Linked DNA regions of Homo sapiens: region 1 is linked to region 2. Evidence: chromatin contacts called from ENCODE Hi-C or POLR2A ChIA-PET data. All regions are on one chromosome and are shown on one strand. The core of a region is the stretch at or near the end of the contact, and the rest is flanking DNA. Distances in the headings are between cores, read along the strand shown. Region 1 overlaps THADA (THADA armadillo repeat containing). Region 2 overlaps THADA (THADA armadillo repeat containing).

The links. Hi-C counts contacts between places; a loop is a spot of excess contacts on that map. ChIA-PET counts read pairs that join two places held with the same protein, here RNA polymerase II (POLR2A). Pooled maps may share reads with other maps.
Region 1: a loop to region 2 is called in a pooled map, with 2.1 times the contacts of the local background. The contact joins two enhancer-like sites. A Hi-C loop is called at or near these places in 1 of 168 maps with a recorded cell type or tissue (aorta) and 3 of 50 pooled maps. POLR2A ChIA-PET finds 5 or more read pairs at or near these places in 1 of 52 experiments (T-cell).

What each region holds. Positions count from the first base shown.
Region 1 is chr2:43,511,294-43,516,132 of GRCh38, reverse strand. The region is part of intron 22 of THADA (THADA armadillo repeat containing); the gene reads left to right. Among named protein-coding and RNA genes, the nearest start is that of THADA, 82 kb to the left of the region's middle. RefSeq lists enhancers at 2,645-2,694, 2,705-2,754. Within about 2 kb of position 2,597, at least 3 of the 41 ENCODE cell types and tissues checked have a DNase peak (open chromatin) inside an H3K27ac peak, as active enhancers do.
Region 2 is chr2:43,399,189-43,404,603 of GRCh38, reverse strand. The region is part of intron 28 of THADA (THADA armadillo repeat containing); the gene reads left to right. Among named protein-coding and RNA genes, the nearest start is that of LINC01126, 170 kb to the right of the region's middle. RefSeq lists enhancers at 2,131-2,320, 2,401-2,650. Within about 2 kb of position 1,808, at least 5 of the 41 ENCODE cell types and tissues checked have a DNase peak (open chromatin) inside an H3K27ac peak, as active enhancers do.

The DNA.
Region 1 (4,839 bases), core at 1,348-3,847, 110 kb before region 2:
GGAAAGTGGTGGAGGAAGTAAAACGTGATCTGAATCTGGATGTAACGTGAAGATAGAGCAGGCAAGGTTTGTTGACAGATTAGATTTGCTATTTGAGAGAGAGAGCATAACTACAAAGTTTTTGGCTTGAGCCCCTGAAGAGATCGATTTGTTATTCTTTTATTAGGATGGGCAAGACTGTGGGTAGAGTAGGTTTTTGGAGGAAGATCAGGAGTTTAGTTTGGGGCATGTTAAGTTTGGCATGTCTAGTAGACACCCCATTGAAACTACTTTAGGTGTACTTTGTTGAAGTACATCCTTTAGAATTTCTTTTGGTGAGAGTCTCTGGAAGGCAGACTTAATCTTTGTATATTTCAGATTGTCTTTTTCTTACCTATGCTTTTGAATGTACTTTAACGGGGTATACAATTCTGGTGGACAGTTGTTTTCCTTCACTGCTTTTGTTATTGCCAGTGAGAAACTTGTGTTTGGTATAATTGATGTTCCTTTGTAGATCTCCAGTTTTTTTTCCTTTAAATCTCCTGTGGCTTGTAAGTTTTTTTATTAATCACAATTTTGCTATGCTTTTTCCAGGTATGGAACTATCGTTATGTATATACACACACATACTTTATGGTTTTTTCATTCTGTATACTGTTTTGGGTAAATTTCCCAGAAAACTATCTTCTAAGTCACGAATTCGTTAGAATTCATCTTATCTGTTTTATATGTGTGTGTGTATATATAGTTTATATATATTATATATAAAATATTATATATTATATATTATATATTATATATAAAATATTATATATTATATTATATATTATATATAAAATATTATATATTACATATTATATATTATATATAATATATTATATATTATATATTATATATTATATATAATATATTATATATTATATATTATATATAATATATTATATATTATATATTATATATAATATATTATATATAATATATAATATATTATATATAATATATAAAATATATTATATATTATATATAAAATATATTATATATAAAATATATTATATATAATATATATATTTATATATATTATATATAAAATATATTATATATAAAATATATATATTTATATATATTATATATAAAATATATAATATATATAATATTATATATTATATATAAAATGTTATATATTATATATAAAATATTATATATTATATATAAAATATACGTAAAATATATATTATACATAAAATATATATTATACATAAAATATATATTATACATATTATACATAAAATATATATTGTACATATTATTATATATAAAATATATATTGTACATATTATTATATATAAAATATATATTGTACATATTATTATATATAAAATATATATTATACATATTATATATAAAATATTATATATTATACATATTATATATAATATATATTTATATATATATTATATATATTATATATAATATAATATATTATATATTATTATATACAATATATATATTATATATAAAATATACATATATATAAAATATATAAAATATATATAAAATATACATATATAAAATATACATATATGTTATGTATATTATTTATATTGTGTATAAAATATACATATTATGTATATTATATATTATATATAAAATATACGTATATATTATGTATATTATATATATTATATATTATATATATATTTTTTAAGACAGGGTCTCACTCTGTCACCCAGGCTGGAGTGCCTTGGCATGATCTCAGCTCACTGCAACCTCTGCCTCTTGGGCTCAAGCGATCCTCCCACCTCAGCCTCCCAAGTAGCTGAGACTACAGGCAAGTGCCACCATGCCCAGCTAATTTTTGTATTTTTTTGTAGAGATAGTGTTTCACCATGTTGCCCAGGCTGGTCTCAAACTCCAGAGCTCACGTGATCTGCCTGCCTCGTCCTTCCAAAGTGCTGGGATTACAGGCGTGAGCCACCGTGCTTGGCTGAAAGTACACTTTTATTTCTAGTCTTTTTTATTTTTATACATGCCTGTTCTTATTTCACTACGGCTTGTTTTTCATGATTTCTTGTTCTTTATTTTTTTTTTTTTTAAGGGACAGTGTCTCACTGTGTCATCCACACTGGAGTCTAGTGGTGTCATCATAACTCACTGTAGCCCTGAATTCCTGGGCTCAAGTGATCTTCCTGCTTTAGCCTCCTGAGTTGCTGAGACTACAGATGTGAGCCACCATGCCCAGTTAACTCTTCTTAAATAGAAGTTATTCCCTTATTTATCACTTCAGTATCCTAAACATAGTTATTTTAAGGTTTTTGTCAGACTGCTCCATAAAATTAGTTTCATATAGAGTGAATGTGTGTTATTACTGATTTTTTTAGGTTGTCTTTCTTAATATAAAATTTATTTCTATATTTTGAATTTTGGCTCACTGGCTATGATGGGAGCCTTTTGTTTACTGATCTCTTTCTAGGCTCTTTCCTCTCTATCAGAGGAACTAGATTAGGTAGTGGTATTTTGGGTGTCCCCCTTCACAGTGAAATTGGGGATATCATAGATCTAGTCACTGAGTTAGTAGTCAGCCTGATTCAGAGGCCCCCTGTGCCCTTGGCTTTTCCTACTGCTACAGCCTCAGGCAGCTCTGGCAGTAGCCCTTTTTCAGGTTCTTCTCAAAAGAGATGAGGCTGCTGAAATTCTTTGGCTGCCACTACTGCTTCTAAATCTGTAACTCTTGGGTCTCTGGTATCAGCACACTCACTACTTTGCATTTCTGTTCATTTTTACCCAGATGATTATCTTGCTTTTGGACTCAGCTGGTTTTGGGGTTTCTATTTGTATATTTTGCATATTGTTAACATTAACTTGCATTGTAGGGGGATGTCCTGTCAAAATGGAAACTCAGCTGTTTCATCTCTATCATTTCAATTGAAACTTTTAATACTTGCTTTTCTCATAATAACCGATGATTTTAGAAAATGACCATTAAGAACTTATTAGACATAAGAACAAACTCAATCCTTCCAAAAACTGTCATTTTATAGAAGAGCAAAGTGAGAAAATGGAGAAATTTAGTAAATTGCCTTGGATTGTACAGCTACTAGGTAGCAGAGAAAGGATTCTAAACCAGATAACACGGGTCCATAATCTGTGTTCCTAACCACTGTGATATATTCCCTCTCATCTGTTAGTTGGGAAAAATAACTTTCTCATAGTTTGTTCCAAGAATGAAGTAAGAGCAGCTGTGAAAAGCCTGGTGTCGTACCAGACGTGTAATAGACATCCAACGAATATTTGTTTTTCTTTCCTTTGTGGCAGGCAAATATATTTCCAGTATGATAGTTTAAATAAAACTTGTGGCCGGGTGCGGTGGCTCACGCCTGTAATCCCAGCACTTTGGGAGGCCGAGGCAGGCGGATCACCTGAGGTTGGGAGTTCGAGATCAGCCCGACCAACATGGGGAAACCCCATCTCTACTAAAAATACAAAGTTAGCTGGGCGTGGTGGCCCATGCCTGTAATCCCAGCTACTCAGGAGGCTGAGGCAGGAGAATCACTTGAATCTGGGAGGCGGAGGTTGCAGTGAGGCAAGATCGCGCCATTGCACTCCAACCTGGGCAAGAAGAGTGAAATTTCGTCTCAAAAACAAAACAAAACAAAAACAAACAAACAAAAAACTTGTAAGTAGATTTTGTTTAAAATGTAGTATGTTTAATTTTAGTAAAAAGGGAGGGTGGAAGTTCCATTATTGGACCAAATTCCCTTGTATGGCTTTGAGGTCAGGACTTGCCTGGGAGAGGTGCAGAGCTGAGAAGCAAGGGAATCAGAGGAATGGGAACCGGTGGTAGAGTTCACACTGGAAACCAGATAAGTAAAGAATTCTGCGTAAAAGCTGGTTTGATGCTGGGGAATTCCAGAGCAGAATAAGAAGGTTTGGACTAGATGGTAGGAGCTGGTGCCTTGAGCATTTCCCAGAGCTCATGAGGTTCCTGGGTCCATGGTGCAGTGGGCAGAGATGGCTCTATCGATGGCATTTTGCCAGCCTTGACCTTGTAGAGCATTCTTCTGGCCTCTGTTTTCAAATTCTGCAAATTAACAAGGAGCATTTGGTTCTTAGTATGCAATACTCAAGGGAATAAATAGGCCCAGTTCACTGTTTACAGTTATACTAGCCAAGTGTTTAAATTAGGGAATTGCCTCTGGGGCCTTGACCTAGCTCTTTCCCCAGTCATCTCATCTTTTACTTCCTCAGCTCTCATATATGGACCTTCCACCATTCGACCTACATGTCCTTCAAAGTCTAGTTCAGATTCCAGCCCTTCCATGACACTGTACTGATCCCATGTACGCCTAATACCTAGTAGTTGCTTCAAGTTAATTGGAAGTTTAGAGAAAGGAAAAGTCCTCGTGAGATGCAGTATTTGGAGGAAGTTTCATCAGTTTGGATGAATAGGGATATGTGTGGAGACCATAAACGAATGCTTAGTTGGGAATATGAGGTGTGTGTGTTGTATGTTAGTATGAGAACCAGCAAAAAACAGTCTTACTAGACCAGAGGAGTTTGTGTAGGAACTTGGAAAAGTTAAGGTTAGATTTAAGTAGGAGGGTTGGGTCCAGGTCATAGGCAACCTTTCAAGCTAGGAGAGTTTGACAAAGTTAGAAGAGGAGTTAGATGATTTGGTTAATAGTCAAGAGCCACTGAAAGTTCATGCAGGGAAGGGTGATGCATAGTGAGATGTTCTACTCTCATTCCAGACCTGCCTTCTTGGAGTGGTTGGTTTTGCCACAGCCTCTGCGGGCTCACTCAGGGAGGCCCAGGGGAGGCCCACTGACAGTTGAGGAGCATTATTGAACTAGTATTTAGTGT
Region 2 (5,415 bases), core at 559-3,058:
TGCTATGGGAGAGCTAAATATGCAATTGGAGTAGGCAGAGGGAAGGAAGTGATTGATTCTGATCACAGAAGGTACAGTAAAGTTTCACAAAAAAGGTAGTACCTTAGCAGAGGCCAGGCATGGTGGCTCATGCTTATAATCCCAGCACTCTGGGATGCCAGAGTGGGAGGAGCACTTCAGGCCAGGTGTATGAGACCCTGTCTCTACTTTAAAAAAAAAAAAAAAAAAGAAAAGAAAAAGAAAATTAGCTAGGCCTGGTGGCACCCAACCGTAATCCCAGCTATTCAGGAGGCTGAGGTGGGAGGATCACTGGAGCCCAGGAATTCAAGGCTGCAGTGAGCTATGATCAAACCACTGAACTCCAGCCTGAGTGACAGAGCGAGACCCTGTCTCTAAACAAAAATGTAATACCTTAGCATAGTTCAGAAGATGAAGAGGAGTTCCCCTCTTCATTACAAGAGTACAGGAGTAAAAGTACAAGAGTAAAAGGACATTACTCTAGTGAGAATGAACTGAAATGTGCAAAGGCACTAGTTGGCTTGCCAAAACATACATAGAAAAAAGATTTTTTGAAGGTAGTATAATCCAGAGCTTCAGCCTGCTGTGTGTCACCCAGCCTTTAGAGATGGCCTATTAAATAGGGTTGTCTCAACTTTGGGTTGTCAGTAGATGACCATTTCCCAGGAGCTGACAGCTGTGCTGTAGGACAAACAGACCATAATGGCATGGCTGGCATTCTTGAGTAACTTTAGTGAGAGGTTTTAGGGGGTGTGTTGGGGGTGTGGGGTCAGGGTCAGACATAGCTTTTTTGAACTCATACCAGCTCTGAAGATGCAAACCGCTTGGTTAAGTAGGGGCATCTAGAGCAAGTGGATGGTCCTTTTCATCATTGACAGAAGTTTGGGGCCTCTGTTTTGCATATGGTATAGCCTCACCTGAAAAATAAGAATCAGGGCTGGAGGTGGGCCAGGAAATGGGGAGGAACTGGGGGAATGTTAATTATGTTAATGAGGTAGGATGGAAGGGGATATTGGCTGGATCCTGAAGCCATTTGGAGACTTTGAAGCCTCTGGTTCCTGTGACATGCAGGGACTCGCCCAGTGCTACTGAGCCTTAAAGTTCCCTCAGTTCAAAAATACCTCCCCAACATTGCCTACAAAGTTTCTTTCAGCCACTCTGGCTTGTCAGATTTAAATGAGGTACCACATATAGAGCCTGGTCTTTAATAAGTGTTCAGGAGATGTTAGCTATTATCAGCATCATCTTCGTTGTTCTGCTTCACGGTCTACAAATTAGAGACTGATTGGTTCTCTAAGTTGTTCATACCTCAGTGTGATTAGGTTGAATGTTTGGAAACATTCGGCTTTTCCAAGGCTCTGGGGATTTTGAGGCAACTGCGTTGTAAAGTCTTAGAAAGACTGAATTTTGTAGGTAGACAGACCCTAATTAAAATGCAGGCTTTATGCTAGTTTTATGACCCAAAGTATGCTGGGACACCTCACTCTGTTCATCTTAAAATAAGGTTAATGACACTGACCTTGGAATGAAGATTAATGAAATAATTAAAATAGTGTATCAAAAGCACATAGCCAGTCCTGGCACATACTAGTGACTTAATCTCAGTTTCCTTCCTTTTGTCTGGGTGCCCTGAGGGGCAGTTTGGGTTCACACAGGGAAAGGCACAGGCCTGGGAAAGGACTTCTTTCTTGCCAAACCCAAGCGCTCTCTGCCTCTCCGCCGCCTCTCCCCACTTAGGCAGAGCTGGGCATGATCACCTAGACTAGTACTCCCACACACAGGAGTCACACTTACACAGCAGCAGCAGCTTGTGTTTACTTCTCATGGCCTGAGAATCATTGGCTGGTTCTTCTGTCTTCCACACTAGACTGTAGGTTGCTTGTGGCCTAGGCAGTGATTTTCTCTCCAGTTCTCTGGTACCTGACCAAGTGTGTGCTGTGCTAGGTACTCAGTAGATGTCCCTACGGATGTGTGTGGGCAGAGACAGTTTTGGTGATGTATAGCCACTTACCTTTGAAACCTTTCAGAAAAAAAGAACAGATTGTGAGAGTAGATATGAGAGGAGAACACTTAGAAAAAGCTTAGCCCCCACTCTGTTAAAGGTGGTAAAGTTAGCATGATCTCAGCAGAATGGTCCTTTTTTTGCTGAGAATAGTGCATTCTGAACTCTTCTTGGTTCCTCAAGTGTTAAGTCCAAGTGTGTATTTCACCCTCATTTGAAGATCCTTCATCTGTTGCAGAAAATTGTCTCAGCTCTGCCTCCCACTTCACTTTTCTGTGCCACTCTTCGGCTGTGAATGTCTGCATGGGTACCACCGATTTGTGATGAGCAGGCTGTATATCGCCTCTAAGCTGGTGGTTCCCTGTGAGCAGTGTTCTTCACTGCTGTGTCACATGCAGCAGAACACAAACCTGACAGCCACATCGTGTGGTCATTGATGTATGCAAAGGAGCAGCAGGAGGTTCTCCACCTGGGTCTGGGAAACTCCCCCCACAAGGGTTTTGGATGTGTGTCACGAACCTGAAACTGTGTGGGAAATTGTGTGCATATGTTCATAAATATATTCCTCTTGTGAGAGAGTCCATAGTTTACATTAGTTTCTGAAATATTTTCATGATCCTTAAAATTTTTTTTAAAAAAAAAAACAACAAAAAACCACTCATTTAGAAATTTTCCAAATATGTGTAAATTACAGTTTGTGTTTTTGTTAGCTAGGAGATATTTTTATGCTCCCTTGATTTCCAGGTGTGAGCTACAGGTTGGGTAGCCAGAGAGCTCTGGATCACAGTCTGCCGTGAGCATTGCTTACACTTAGCCCTCAGAGTTTTCACTGAATCCTTCTGAGCTTCATTTTATTTTTCTTCTGTTAATTTAGGTTTATAATGCCCTTTTGTCTACAGGAATGTTGCATAGTAAAGAGATCACAGGTGTGCAGGTGTTTTATCAACTGTCAAGTGCTGTACAATTGTGTGATGCAAGTATTCCTATTAAAAATGTATCATGTCTCAGCTGGGCATGGTGGCTCACGCCTATAATCCCAACACTTTGGGAGGCTGAGGCGAGTGGATCACGAGGTCAGGAGATCGAGACCATCCTGGCTAACACGGTGAAAGGCCGTCTCTACTACAAATAAAAAAAATTAGCTGGGCGTGGTGGCAGGCGCCTGTAATCCCAGCTACTCGGGAGGCTGAGGCAGGAGAATGGCGTGAACCTGAGAGGCAGAGCTTGCAGTGAGCCGAGATCACACCACTGCACTCCAGCCTGGGTGACAGAGCGAGACTCTGTCTCAAAAAAAGAAAAAGTGTCATGTCTCATGTCACACAGTATTGAGGACATGGTAGGCAGTCAATAAATAAGTGATTAAAATGAACATGGAAAGGGTTTATTGAAGTGAGAGGGCTAGAGGTTTTAAGACACTGGTGTCTGTGTACCTTGCAGATTCTGTGGAGAACCTAGTATTCAGGCCTAGAACATAGCTTAGGGCTATTAGAGGAACTGATTTTCAAGGAATGTTAAAAGTAGAAATGACCTTCGAGACCTTAAGTGTATTTGTTTTATTTTATGGAAGACACTGAGACTTAGAGAGACAGAGGCTATCCGATTTATTTCAGAAGGGCTTGAGACTCTTCCTCATCACTTTTAATAGTGGCCAAAAAAAGACCCTCTTTGCCTTCATATTATCAACATGTTGTCTTACCTTTTTAAAACAGCACAGAATTCACCACATGGTCTTAATTCTCTTTTTGGGGCTACTCACAGGCCTGTAATTCTGGAGTATACTGATGCTATTACTGGACACTGGCACAGTGCACTGTAAAAACTTGGAATTTCTGGAGCCCTTCCTTCTTGGAGTGTTCTCTTAGACATCATGTCAGACCACTAGGTGGAAAGCATTGCCACCATTCTTAACTGTACTGAGACTCAGAGAGGTTACTGTGACTTGTCCAAGTCACAGAACTCAGTGTCCAAAGCAGAATGAAAATTCAGGTGTTCTAATTTTCTATTCTCTTAACCGTTAGATTCTAAATGTTCTCATCAGACCCCCTCCCTGCCGCCAGTAGGCGACAAAACAGTAACCTAGAAATTTTTTTTCTTAGTGTATATATTTATATATATATATATATATAAATTTGTCTATGATCTAATCTTTCCACCTAAAGAATTTGCGATAGAATATTTAACCATTGCTTTATAATGAATGTTACTTAATTAAATATTACTTCAAGAATTGGCTTCTTTTTTGGTAATTGCATTACTTTTTTGAGGAGAGGTTTTGTTTTGCTTTTTAACCTGGTTGTGTGCATTTGGAAACCACCCTAACACAGGGTATCCAAAAGCAGAAAATACTGGCACTTTTCCCCCTTTCCATCCTTCCTCTTGTATGGATGCCAGAATCCTTTGGGAAATCATCATTTACAAAAGTCAGGAGCAAAAGGAGGGGCATTCTTTAGTGTACAGTCACTGCTAATTGGAAACTAAACATCTGTAACCATGTCAGAGTTATTTGTATTTGAAAAGAAACATTTATATACAAGAGCCCTTTCGGTAACATAAAACACAGTGTAACACAAAGTGTGTGTGTTGGAGAGGTCGGGGACAGACAGAAGGGGAAGCTTCCAACAAATGACTGCCTTACTAAGTGAGGTCATTTGCTAATTAAATTTCAAAACATTTTCAGAGTTGTTTTTTGTTTTTTTGTTTTTTTGTTTTTTGGTCAAATGAAGTTTCTCCCCGACCCCCACCCTTACCATTTCCTATAGGCCAAAGCAAACATTTTTCTGCATTTGCCAATTACAGATTAAACATTTAATCACTTAAAAAGAATAAGTGAGAAAATGGATGAGTTTTGGGAACTGTCCAGGATGAGTTGTGGGAACTGTCCAGCTACCTACTGTAACCATAGCTCTCTGCTTTCCCACAGATAATGTGAGGTGACCTCTTCTCCATCCTGAAACTATGTGCTGCTGGACCTACCCAATAGACGTAACTGTCTTGGGGGAAAAAGACACATTTTTTTTAAACACCCCATACTTCTTTTTCCTCTTCCCCTGCCTCCCCCAACACCATGATGAAATTCTGCTCAGGCTATTCTATTTGTACAGAAATTGTATCTGTATTTCTGTTGGCATATTAGAATAAATGTTGGTGATAACCTCTAGGGTGTTAGAAACATTGCTATTGTAGGGCCCTGTCCCTCTACTTACTGAGCCAACATGGCCATGTAGCCCTAATGGCCTAATTCTTACCAAGTAATTCCTTTGTAAACACAGATTAGTTTTGAAAACAGTCAAGAGGCCATCTCTTTTCCCCTACAGAGTCTACCGTCTTCTGACCTTCCCTATTCTTGTGATCTAAGATATTTCTGTAAGTTGAGTTACCTTTTTAATTGGATGAAA